Linked DNA regions of Homo sapiens: region 1 is linked to region 2. Evidence: chromatin contacts called from ENCODE Hi-C or POLR2A ChIA-PET data. All regions are on one chromosome and are shown on one strand. Each heading gives the region's core, a stretch centred on a gene start or an enhancer-like site at or near the end of the contact. The rest is flanking DNA. Distances are from core to core; before and after follow the strand shown.

Region 1 (4,881 bases), core at 2,147-4,646, 36 kb before region 2:
GAAGGCAGAATCTGCGCAAGAGCCTCAAACTCCAGAGCAAAGTAAACAGGCCATCATCATGTACTTAGCAAGAAATCCTCACTCCTCAGAGAGAAGCTGGCTGGAGAGGGAGGCCAGGGAGGGTAAATGACAGGCTCTCATACTTACTGCACATTCATGCTCAAGGAGGAGGGGCTGGGGTGTGGGCAGGAAGCTTCAGCTGTGCTTCTCCAAAGGACAAGGAAGAGGAAAACAACTGTATGTCCTTGGGCAGGGCTCGGTTCCCTTTGATGATTCAGTTGTCAGTGGAATTCTTGAGGGTCTTCAACTCTAACTCAGTGCCTAGCACACAGTCTGACCAATGAATAGTTATTGGATGATGCAAAAAAAAAAAAAAATCAATGATCAGAAATCGTTTTCAGCCAGAGCTATATGTTAAAATCACCTGGAGAATGTGAAAAAATTCAGATGCCCAGGCCACATCTTCAGAAATTCTGATTCCTGTTCATAATCGTGATTTCCAAAGTGTGGTCCCAGGCCAGCAGCAGCGAGTCACCTGGGAGCTTGTTAGAAATGCAAATTCTCAAGCTCCATCCTGGAGCCACTGAAACTCGGAAGCTGGAGCCCAGGAATCTGTGTTTACACAAATCCTCCAGGTGATTCTGGTGCCCACTCAAGTTTGAAAATGAAGGGCGTGGAGTAGACTGTAGGATCCTGGCATTGTTTTTTGTTAAATGATCCCAGATGATTCTTATGTGTGGCCAGGGATGAGAATTACTAACTTAAAGAATCACAGGAGCACTCCCGATGGCACATGGTCTGCTTTACCCAGAATCACAGAATTGGAGGGAGCTTCTCATCAGCCAAGACCACATCAAGACCACGCAGGCTGAAACTGCTCTTCGGGCCCTGATCTCCACTGACCCAACCTTCCTAAACAGCCACGGAACACACGAGCAGCCACGTTCATTCTCATTCCCTCATTTCTCTGGAACTGCACCATGTGCAGCACTGCCTCAAGGGACACTGATCGCGTATCCAGCGACACTCCATGAGGCACGGGTCGCAATCACAATCCAGACGAGCAGGAATGACTCAATACTTGCCCGATCCCTCCCCTTGGGAAGGTCATTCCCAGAAACCCTTCCTCTAGAATATTCCTTGGGAAAAATGGAGAGAAGGGGTTAAAAGTACCAGGAGACCATGAAGGAGGAAAAGCCATAATTTGAGAAACCCAGAAGGGGTCCTAACGGTAAAGAGCCCTCTGTCAACTGGGGGCAGGCCCCTGTGGGACCTCCCACCTCTGGGCCCGGGGTAATTGGGACAGTCAGCCAGACAAGGCACACAGCTTCCAAATTTCTTGCATGACCTCTCCACACACACCCTTCACTTTAGATTTTGCCTCCAGAAAACAAGAATAAAAATCTGCTTAAAATTCCTCTGGCGTTCCAATGTGCTTGGGGCACATGAGTAAGGGAGGGCCACTACCAATTTCAGTCCTGAGGCACATTCTTTTGGGACAGTGAAGAAATCCTTTCTCCTGTTATGAGCATTGCTCAGTAAGAAAAAACATAAAAGTTGTAAGCATGAGTTCCCAACGCACATTTCCCACTCTCCAGAGGAGGGCTGCTCATGACAGCCTGAGCCTGGGTCCTGTCATTGTTTCTTGTTTGTCTCCTTCCACTGGCCACAGTGCTCTCGGGGGAGGGACTGCGCCTCCTCCACTCTGCAGCCCCAGCCCTGTGTCCGGCACACCATCCACACTTGATCAACAAGAGCCCCCGAATGAACCTCACAGACCTGTTCTTCAGCCACCCAGAGAAGCCCCGAAGCCAGAACTACTGCAAAGCAGCTGGGTGCTGGGCCATCAGGCCCTGTTACCTGTGACATCTTCCCACAGGGTCCTTACTGTGCAGAGCCTGTAGACACTGGCCCTTCCTATCTGGCTTCCTGCCTAAGGCATATTTTCACCCGCTCGCTCCACTTTCAAGTATTATGTTCTAGGAATACTAGCCACTAAGACATCTTCTCAAATTCCTTATTAAATAGGCCAGAGCCTAGGATAATTAAGGTTCTTGCTTCCTACTCCCTTTTAATGCAAACAACCAAACCTGTTTCCCAGGCCTCAGCAAGCTTTGACATTAACTCTAAATGGAAGGTCAAGCAGGCCAGTCTTGTTTCAAAGCTCTTTGCAAAGAAAAAGGACAACTGAAAACAGAACCGGCCAGGTATAAATGACGAGTATTTAGCTCTTGGTAACTCTGTTCATTCTAATAACTCTGGCAGTCATCCATAATTCACACGAGGCAACATCCCTTTAAACAGCTGAGTGAAGAAAACAGGCGACAGGACTAGGAGACCTTCATTTTTAGTTAGAGTTCATCCCCTGGGAAATGTCCCTGGGCCTCAAACTCCCTGACTATAACATGAGGGCTCGCCTAAACGAAATGGCCTGAAAAGCTGTGCAGTTTGAAGAATCCCTATCTTCAGTGGAAAACGGCTGAACTTTACCATCCATGTGGTATTCCTTGCACATATAACGTAAATTCCTAATAAAACACTCCCTTCCACTGCCGCCCAAAAAGCCGCTGGGTAGGTGCGCACCAGCCTCTCTCGAATGAGCACGTTAGCAACAGGTTGAGAAAAAGAGTAGAAATACCGTCAGATAAGAACATGGGGTTTGGAGACCAGGGAACGGTGGAAGGGAGCCTAGGAACGTCGAAAGTAAGTCTCGTCCATCACTCTGCTTTGAGTGATTCCAGCTCTGCGGCACAGCAGAGTCCTCTCATTGAAAGTCAACCCGTCTGGGATGAGGAGGTGTTTAAGGAGAGTTTAAGAACAGAGCTCCTAAGTTCCAAAAGCTCCTGAGTTGTAGCCGGCACAGGCTATGGGCAAGGAAGGAAGGCTGCCATTTCCTCCACTACCTGGGCTCTCCCTGCAGCCCTACGTCACCTTCACAAGTGGTTCCAGCCAGTGGTATGTTGTTAAATGTTTTAGCAACTGGCTTTTAGGAGAGGGGGAAGGAAAGCTCTGGGTGTAGCATATGCCAGTTTTTGTGGTGTAAATGTTCCCACTACTGCCCATTTCAAGTTATCAATGTGATGACATTGAATGCCCAGTGTAAAGGGTTGAGTTCAGTCAGCAATCATGAGCCCTTCCCACCCGCTTGACCCAAGGAAGAGGAAATTCCTGCTAGGTAACACGCAGGGATGGAATGGAGAGAAACAGAGTGTTTCTACAGAGGGAGCAAGGTGTGAGTGACAGGCTGCCGTCAGCACTTAGCGGCCCGTCCCTCCTCCCAGAGAGCAGGAGAGATGCCAGGCACCACTGGAAGCCAACCCAGGATCTGCAGAACGGCCCTACCCCAGGCCCCGCTCACTGAAGGGCATCGCCCACCAGAGGGCAGGCTGGAGAAATGAAAGGAGACACATGGCCCTGGCCCATTCTGTGGCTACCAGGAAGGTAACAAGGAGGAGGCTTCAGGCTCTAAGGAAAATGAAGTTTGGGGATCACTGGTAGAAGTTAATTATCCTTGCTTCCCCTTGGAGCAGCGGGCATCCCTTCCCTGCAGACTCACACTGGAACAAGGCTGAAATGAGAGCCGCCTGCCTGCAGCTTAGGGGCAGAAGTGTCTCGTCCAACTGCCACTCAGTCAGGAAACTGAACAAAGCAGGACCCCATAGAGTGCACAGGCCGGAATTATGGTAAATTACAAAGCAATGATAATCATTTACATGTGTGCGTGTCTGCCAGTGTATGCCTCACTTTCACAGACCTTTTTTCTTTTTAATTCTGATCCTGGGAGGCAGACAGAACAGTGAGCTCTCTCCCTAAAGAGTTGACAGCATAGAAGCGGGCAGTATGCCCGCCTGGAGGGCTGTTCTGTGCTGCGCCTGGGTCCTGTTCTGCACCCTCCTCCCCCAGCCCCTCACTGTCTCTTCCTTTCAGTGGCTCTTCTCATTCATTCCATCTTGGCAGCAGCCGCTTGTGTAACTAAAACCGCAAGAAACTTTGTTTGGCTTCGAATTCAGAAGAAATTCCAGTAACTCACTTCCCACTACCAAAAAAAAAAAAAAAAATCTAGAGGTCTGTTCTAGAGAATTCAGCTTTTTCCGTGGGTAAAATATTCACAAAAAAATGCTCCCTCTCCCCAGCTTACCCCACTCCCCCGCTGAAGCCCCAACATCTGAAAGACATCGGCCCCTCACTCATGCAGCCCGGCAGAGCCTCAGCACTTCCTGAGGGCCAGGGACGAGCTAGGGGGATGGCGGGTTCCTGTTTCGTGGCTGGAGCCAAGCAAGTTAAGAGTTGTTGAAAGACGTGCTTGGCTGGTCTCTCTCCTCACCCGGGTATACTGCTGTTTTGTTTTCAGTGGACAAGGAAGCCAGGGATGAGATCTCTGAGCATCCAGCTCCCGGATCTTGGAAAAAGGCATAGCCAAGGCCCTCCTTACTCCTCCCCACCAGCCATATCTAATATCTGCTAACATCCTTGCAAGCAGCTTCATGCCTGCATGAATGAAGCACAAGTAGCTGCTGCTAACTCAGGAGGAAGGACTTTACTCTGCATGTCCTAGGCCCTTTCTATTGAAAGTGGGGCCCAGGATTCGGACCAGACGGCAGCATCCTCTGGGAGCTTGTTCCAAATGCATCATCTTGGATCCCCATCCTGGATCTCCCGAATCAGCACTGCATTTTCACAGGATTCCCTGGCACTGTCTTTAGACCATGTGCCAATAAACATTTCAGTGTAATAGACACGTATTGGGTACCTGCTGTGTACCGGGCACTGTGCTGGGTGCTAAGGTGATAAAATTCTGAAAGTGGAATCCCTAATCCAGTGAGTATACAGGACAGACTGGCTCGTGGCAATAATGCCCTGTCCCTGCAGGCTGAGTGTGGA
Region 2 (4,716 bases), core at 1,741-4,240:
ACTTTGCCTAAGCCTGCTGCAGATGAGAGACTAAATTTTCATGGTGTCAAGTTGCAGTAAGAAACAGGTTTCATTAGCCCTCTTAACAGATGCAGAAACCGAAGGCCAGAGTGAGAAAGTGATTTAGGATCAATCAGAGGAGGTGCCAGGAGTCCATCCTCAGCCCCACCTCTCGCCCCAGCCTCATTCAGTTCTGATTTCCGAAACATTTTCGCTTCATGGAAACTAGGAAGACTCCATTCTCTGGAGAACTGCAGGGCAGCTGTTTCTGATTATTTTTCCAAGAGAGACACATAACCAAAAGGGTATTTTGGTTATAAAGCAATTTATTTCTCTAACCATTAGAAGATATGTATGTTCATTCCCATGGGCCCGGGGCTGGGTTTGGTTGCCCTGCAATGACAACGTCTAGCAGGACTCCACTGAATCCAGGAGGCCAGTAATGGAAACTCAAAGACTGTGGCAGTGCCACTTAGATAAGCACCTGCGGCCTCCCTGACCTACCTCAACCTCCCTGGCTTGGAAACCTCTGCTGGAAATTTCATAGAAGCTACTTCTCCCCTTGCAGGGGAGAATTTTCATTACAAAGGAGGATTTCAACACGCTTCAGCCATGTCCTTTAGGATCACTGTACTAGAAAGCTGGGTATAGCTCTGACCAGCCATTGACCGCCTGCCCTCATGATGGTCACGATCCCAGGAGACATGTCAGTAGACCACACTGTCCAGCAGCAACTCAGCTTCCCTTTGCCCTTCACCCCCATGACCTTATGCTGACTGTCAACGTGATCTATTTTCTCCCCTGCTCTTCAGAAGCCCTCAGCAACGATTCTCCACTCCCCAGATACTGATGACAGAAACTAAATGATCAAGAAGTATTCATATGAGCAGACACACATCCCTCTCAAACTCAGGCTCTTCCAAAGTGACATGACTGTTCTGCAGACGGGCTGAGCCAACGCAGAACACACTGTCCCTCCTTCTGCGTCATGCTGGAAGTTGCTCTAAGTGCAGGATGTGGTAGAAGTCACCAGGGTGGATGGGATGGTCTGTGTTCCAGCAAACCCACAAGGACAGAAGAGCCAGCCTGGGCTGGTTAGGGAGAGGACAGCTTCAAGGCTGAAGACTAAAAAGTAGAGCTATTATTCTGGGTGGCTTGTCGTCATCTCCACTGAGAGCAGAACAAACCCCTAAAGCATGTGGAATTTCCATTACAGACAAAAAAGAATTATTGGACAGTGAGGGTCATTAGACAATGGAATGAGTGCCCAAGGCTACAGCACTGGCATCACCACAATGATCAAGTCAGGAGGGCCGGCTGGGGTTGGGAGGTCACTGGATTAGAGATGGATGACCAGGGCTCCATTGGCTCAGTGGGTATTTAACGCATGGCCTTGGAGGAGGTGCCAGTCTCTCTCCACTTCAGCTACAGCGTAGGCCATCACCCAGTTTGTCCCCCTGAGTAGTTGCTATGAAGATCAAATGAGATCATGGATGTAAAAGTGTTCAGTGAACCATAAATTGCTACCCAGATATCAGCTGTCATCAACCACACCCACAATCCTGACTAAAGGTCTCGGGATGGAGAGAGGGTCTTGGCCTGTGCCCTTCAGGATTCGGTGCTGTGCGTGCAACCTGGGAGTTTCTGCCCTGTTAATAAGCTGAGTGCTCCCAACTCCAGGTGCTGGGAGGTGAACGGCCCAGGGTTGGAAATGTCTCTTCCTGGAGTGCTCAGTGCTGATGCTGGCCAGGTGGAGCACAGAAGACAAATGAACTCCGCAGATACTGACTGGGTGGGCTCTGTGAGGCACTGTCCATGCCTCAGGGAGATGGACTGATGCATCCTTGTCCTTGAGGAATCTAAAGAGAAGGCAAGGCAGGCCGGGTGCAGTGGCTCACGCCTGTAATCCCAGCACTCTGGGAGGCCGAGGCAGGTGGATCACGAGGTCAGGAGATCGAGACCATCCTGGCTAACACGGTGAAACCCCGTCTCCACTGAAAATACAAAAAATTAGCCAGGCGTGGTGGCGGGCGCCTGTAGTCTCAGCTACTCGAGAGACTGAGGCAGGAGAATGGTGTGAACCCGGGAGGCGGAGCTTGAGGCAGGAGAATCGCGTGAACCTGGGAGGCGGCGCTTGCAATGAGCCAGGATCGCGCCACTGCACTCCAGCCTGGGCAACAGAGTGAGACTCCATCTCAAAAAAAAAAAAAAAAGAGAGAAGGCAAGGCAGATGTCACTGATTCGGAGCCACCGGCCGAGTGAGCCCTAGACTAGATTTTAGGCCTGGCCTCACCTTGGACAGGTCACGTGAGTCCCCTGAATCCCAGGTGCAATAAACAGGGAACAATCATCACCTCTGTGTGCCCACTTCACAGAGCTAATGTGAGGGTTGGGGGTGACGAACTGCAGAGGAGTACCAGCAGGAATAACAGCAAACATTTACCTGGCATCTGCTCTGTGCCACACACTGTTTAAACCTTTTACAATCAGAGGGCAACAAACTTTTTCTGTAAAGGGTCAGGTAGTAAATATTTTAGGATTTTATTTTAGGATTTGTAGGACAGACAGTCTCTGTCACAATTACTCATCTCTGCTGCTGCTGCAGAGAAACAGTCACAGACAAGACATAAATGGATACGTGTGGCTATGTTCTGATACCATTTTATTTACAAAAGCAGATGGCAGGCCGGATGTGGCCTGTTCGCCAGTTCACCAACTCCTGCTTTGCATACTTCCCCTCACCATGACCCAGTGAAGTATACGTCACTTCATACTCACTTTACAGATGAGAAAAGTGAGGCCCAGTCACATGAATTAACTTGCTCAATGTCAGAGAGCTGTTAAGTGGCAGGCTTGGGATTTGAAGAAAGGCAGTCTGGCCCCAGAGTCCTTACCTCCTTACCTCTCTACTGACAGCCTATTCAGAACGCTAGAAATGAAACGTGACAACCACTACATCAAACTGAGGTGCCAGTCAAGCATGGCCATAATAATAGCCAACATTTCCTGAGGGCCTATTTTACGCCAGGCACGGTGCCAGGTGCTTCCCAGATGCAACCTTCATAGCAGCTCTGTGAGAACAGGACTATCGTGATGCTCATTGTACAGAGGGAGAAACAGAGGCTGAGGGTTACCATAACTTGCTCAAGGTCCCAGAGTCAGCAAGTATTAGAGCCATAATAGAACCTAAGTCCGTCACCGCCAAGGTTGGCATTGCCCCTCCACACCGTGAGGCCCTCTTGCCAGGAGGCAACATCCGCTCCTGTCTTTCGGTTACTTCTTTCCAGAGTAAAGGTAGACACTGTTCTCTTCGAGAGTTTATACCACTGCGGCTTTGAACACGGGAGCGTGATGCACTGCCTTGGGGATGATCACCCCCAGGAAGACAGGAAGGCTCACTTCTCTGCCCCAGTTGCAGCCATCGCCTCTCCAGCACCGACTCCTGTCTGTCCTGCACACCACTCAACACAGAGCATCTGCCAGTTTCTACAGCACTGCAGGCAGAACACTCACTTGCAGGCTGCTAACTAAAAATACTGGAAAATGGAGCCCAGTGAGGCGGCCTCGGTTCCTTCACAATGGAAAGGGATGATCCCGTGGGTCCTTGGCCCGGTGCAGAGAAATGTTCCCTGGAAGGACAGCACGGAGATTCCCAGCATCCAACTCTGGTTCCTGGACTCATCTCCTCCTCCCCTTAACTGGTCAGGAGCTGAGCATGAAAGAGACACTGCTCACTGGTTATATTTATAGAGCAGAGTCCAGCAGCCAGGAAGTGGACATTATGGGAATGTACAGTGTAAACACAGCATAGGAGAGGAGATTCTTAATTACTTTGCAATGGACATTTGAGCCAAACCTTCCTAGGTTAGCTAAGTTGTGTGTGGTGTTACTGTTTCTCCAATGAACACACACACACATATATACATAGAACTTAATTTTAAGTTAAAAAAAGTTTGAGTGGAAAAAGATGCCCACGATTCAGCTCAATTTTAGAAATAACTAATTATATTTGAGAATGGGAGAGAAGAGTTCTTTCTGGCTTACAAAGGTTCTCAGCCACCTGTCCCCCCTCTGCAGTGGCCACAGCACCTTTTCTCCTTTCCATGTACTGTTTCTTGCTTTGTTCCTAAAATTCAAGTTGTCTTCCCCTCCCTTGGAGAATAAAGAGAAAGGAGCAGGTGAGAACGAGACTAAGTGGAGGTGACAGAGAATGAAAAGAGGAAGCACAAAGAGGCTCGGCAAGAATCCAGAATTTTAGAAGGAAAAAGAACAAGTGATTAAAGACCTAGAAGGTTTCAGCAAAAGTTTCCTTTTGTCCCTTTGCAAAATCTTGCCATCGTCCATAGGGAACTGAGGAGGGACCAGGAAGTCTAGATTTCGCCGTGGCTGCCCACCAGGAAGGTCAGGAAGCCTGAAACTCAGCCATGGGGACAAAGTGCCCACCAGGCGGATGAAGTCTGCAGTCACATTGCCGTGTTAAACTGGGACACTCCATCACAAAATGGCATGGTCGATTTCTCCCAGCCTAGAAAGCTGTGAGGAATTTCCCCACGAAGGTTATATCTCATTTTGTCACATGCAAATTTAGCTAATTAAAACCCACCCGGAAAAGGAGTTCAAGGACAAGAGAGCATCAGACTTATAGGAAAAACAGACCCTGCGGCATTGACAGGGCAGAGAGGGTGCAGGAAATCAAAGAGTGACCTCACAGGAAAA

What was found. A loop is a pair of places that touch in the nucleus more often than their neighbours do. ChIA-PET counts read pairs that join two places held with the same protein, here RNA polymerase II (POLR2A). Pooled maps may share reads with other maps.
Region 1: a map of IMR-90 shows a loop between it and region 2 (3-fold over the local background). The contact joins two enhancer-like sites. A Hi-C loop is called at or near these places in 3 of 168 maps with a recorded cell type or tissue (IMR-90, OCI-LY7 and heart right ventricle), 2 of 37 single-sample maps with no recorded cell type and 7 of 50 pooled maps. POLR2A ChIA-PET finds 5 or more read pairs at or near these places in 8 of 52 experiments (A673, AG04449, AG04450 and 5 more).

What each region holds. Positions count from the first base shown.
Region 1 is chr12:2,283,471-2,288,351 of GRCh38, reverse strand. The region is part of intron 3 of CACNA1C (calcium voltage-gated channel subunit alpha1 C); the gene reads right to left. CACNA1C-IT3 (CACNA1C intronic transcript 3) reads right to left here. Exons shown (of 3, transcript NR_046769.1): 2 at 148-333. Among named protein-coding and RNA genes, the nearest start is that of CACNA1C-IT3, 16 kb to the right of the region's middle. Within about 2 kb of position 3,396, at least 19 of the 41 ENCODE cell types and tissues checked have a DNase peak (open chromatin) inside an H3K27ac peak, as active enhancers do; they include IMR-90 and heart right ventricle, where a contact is called at or near this core.
Region 2 is chr12:2,247,270-2,251,985 of GRCh38, reverse strand. All of the region lies in intron 3 of CACNA1C (calcium voltage-gated channel subunit alpha1 C), which reads right to left. Among named protein-coding and RNA genes, the nearest start is that of CACNA1C-IT3, 20 kb to the left of the region's middle. Within about 2 kb of position 2,990, at least 7 of the 41 ENCODE cell types and tissues checked have a DNase peak (open chromatin) inside an H3K27ac peak, as active enhancers do; they include IMR-90 and heart right ventricle, where a contact is called at or near this core.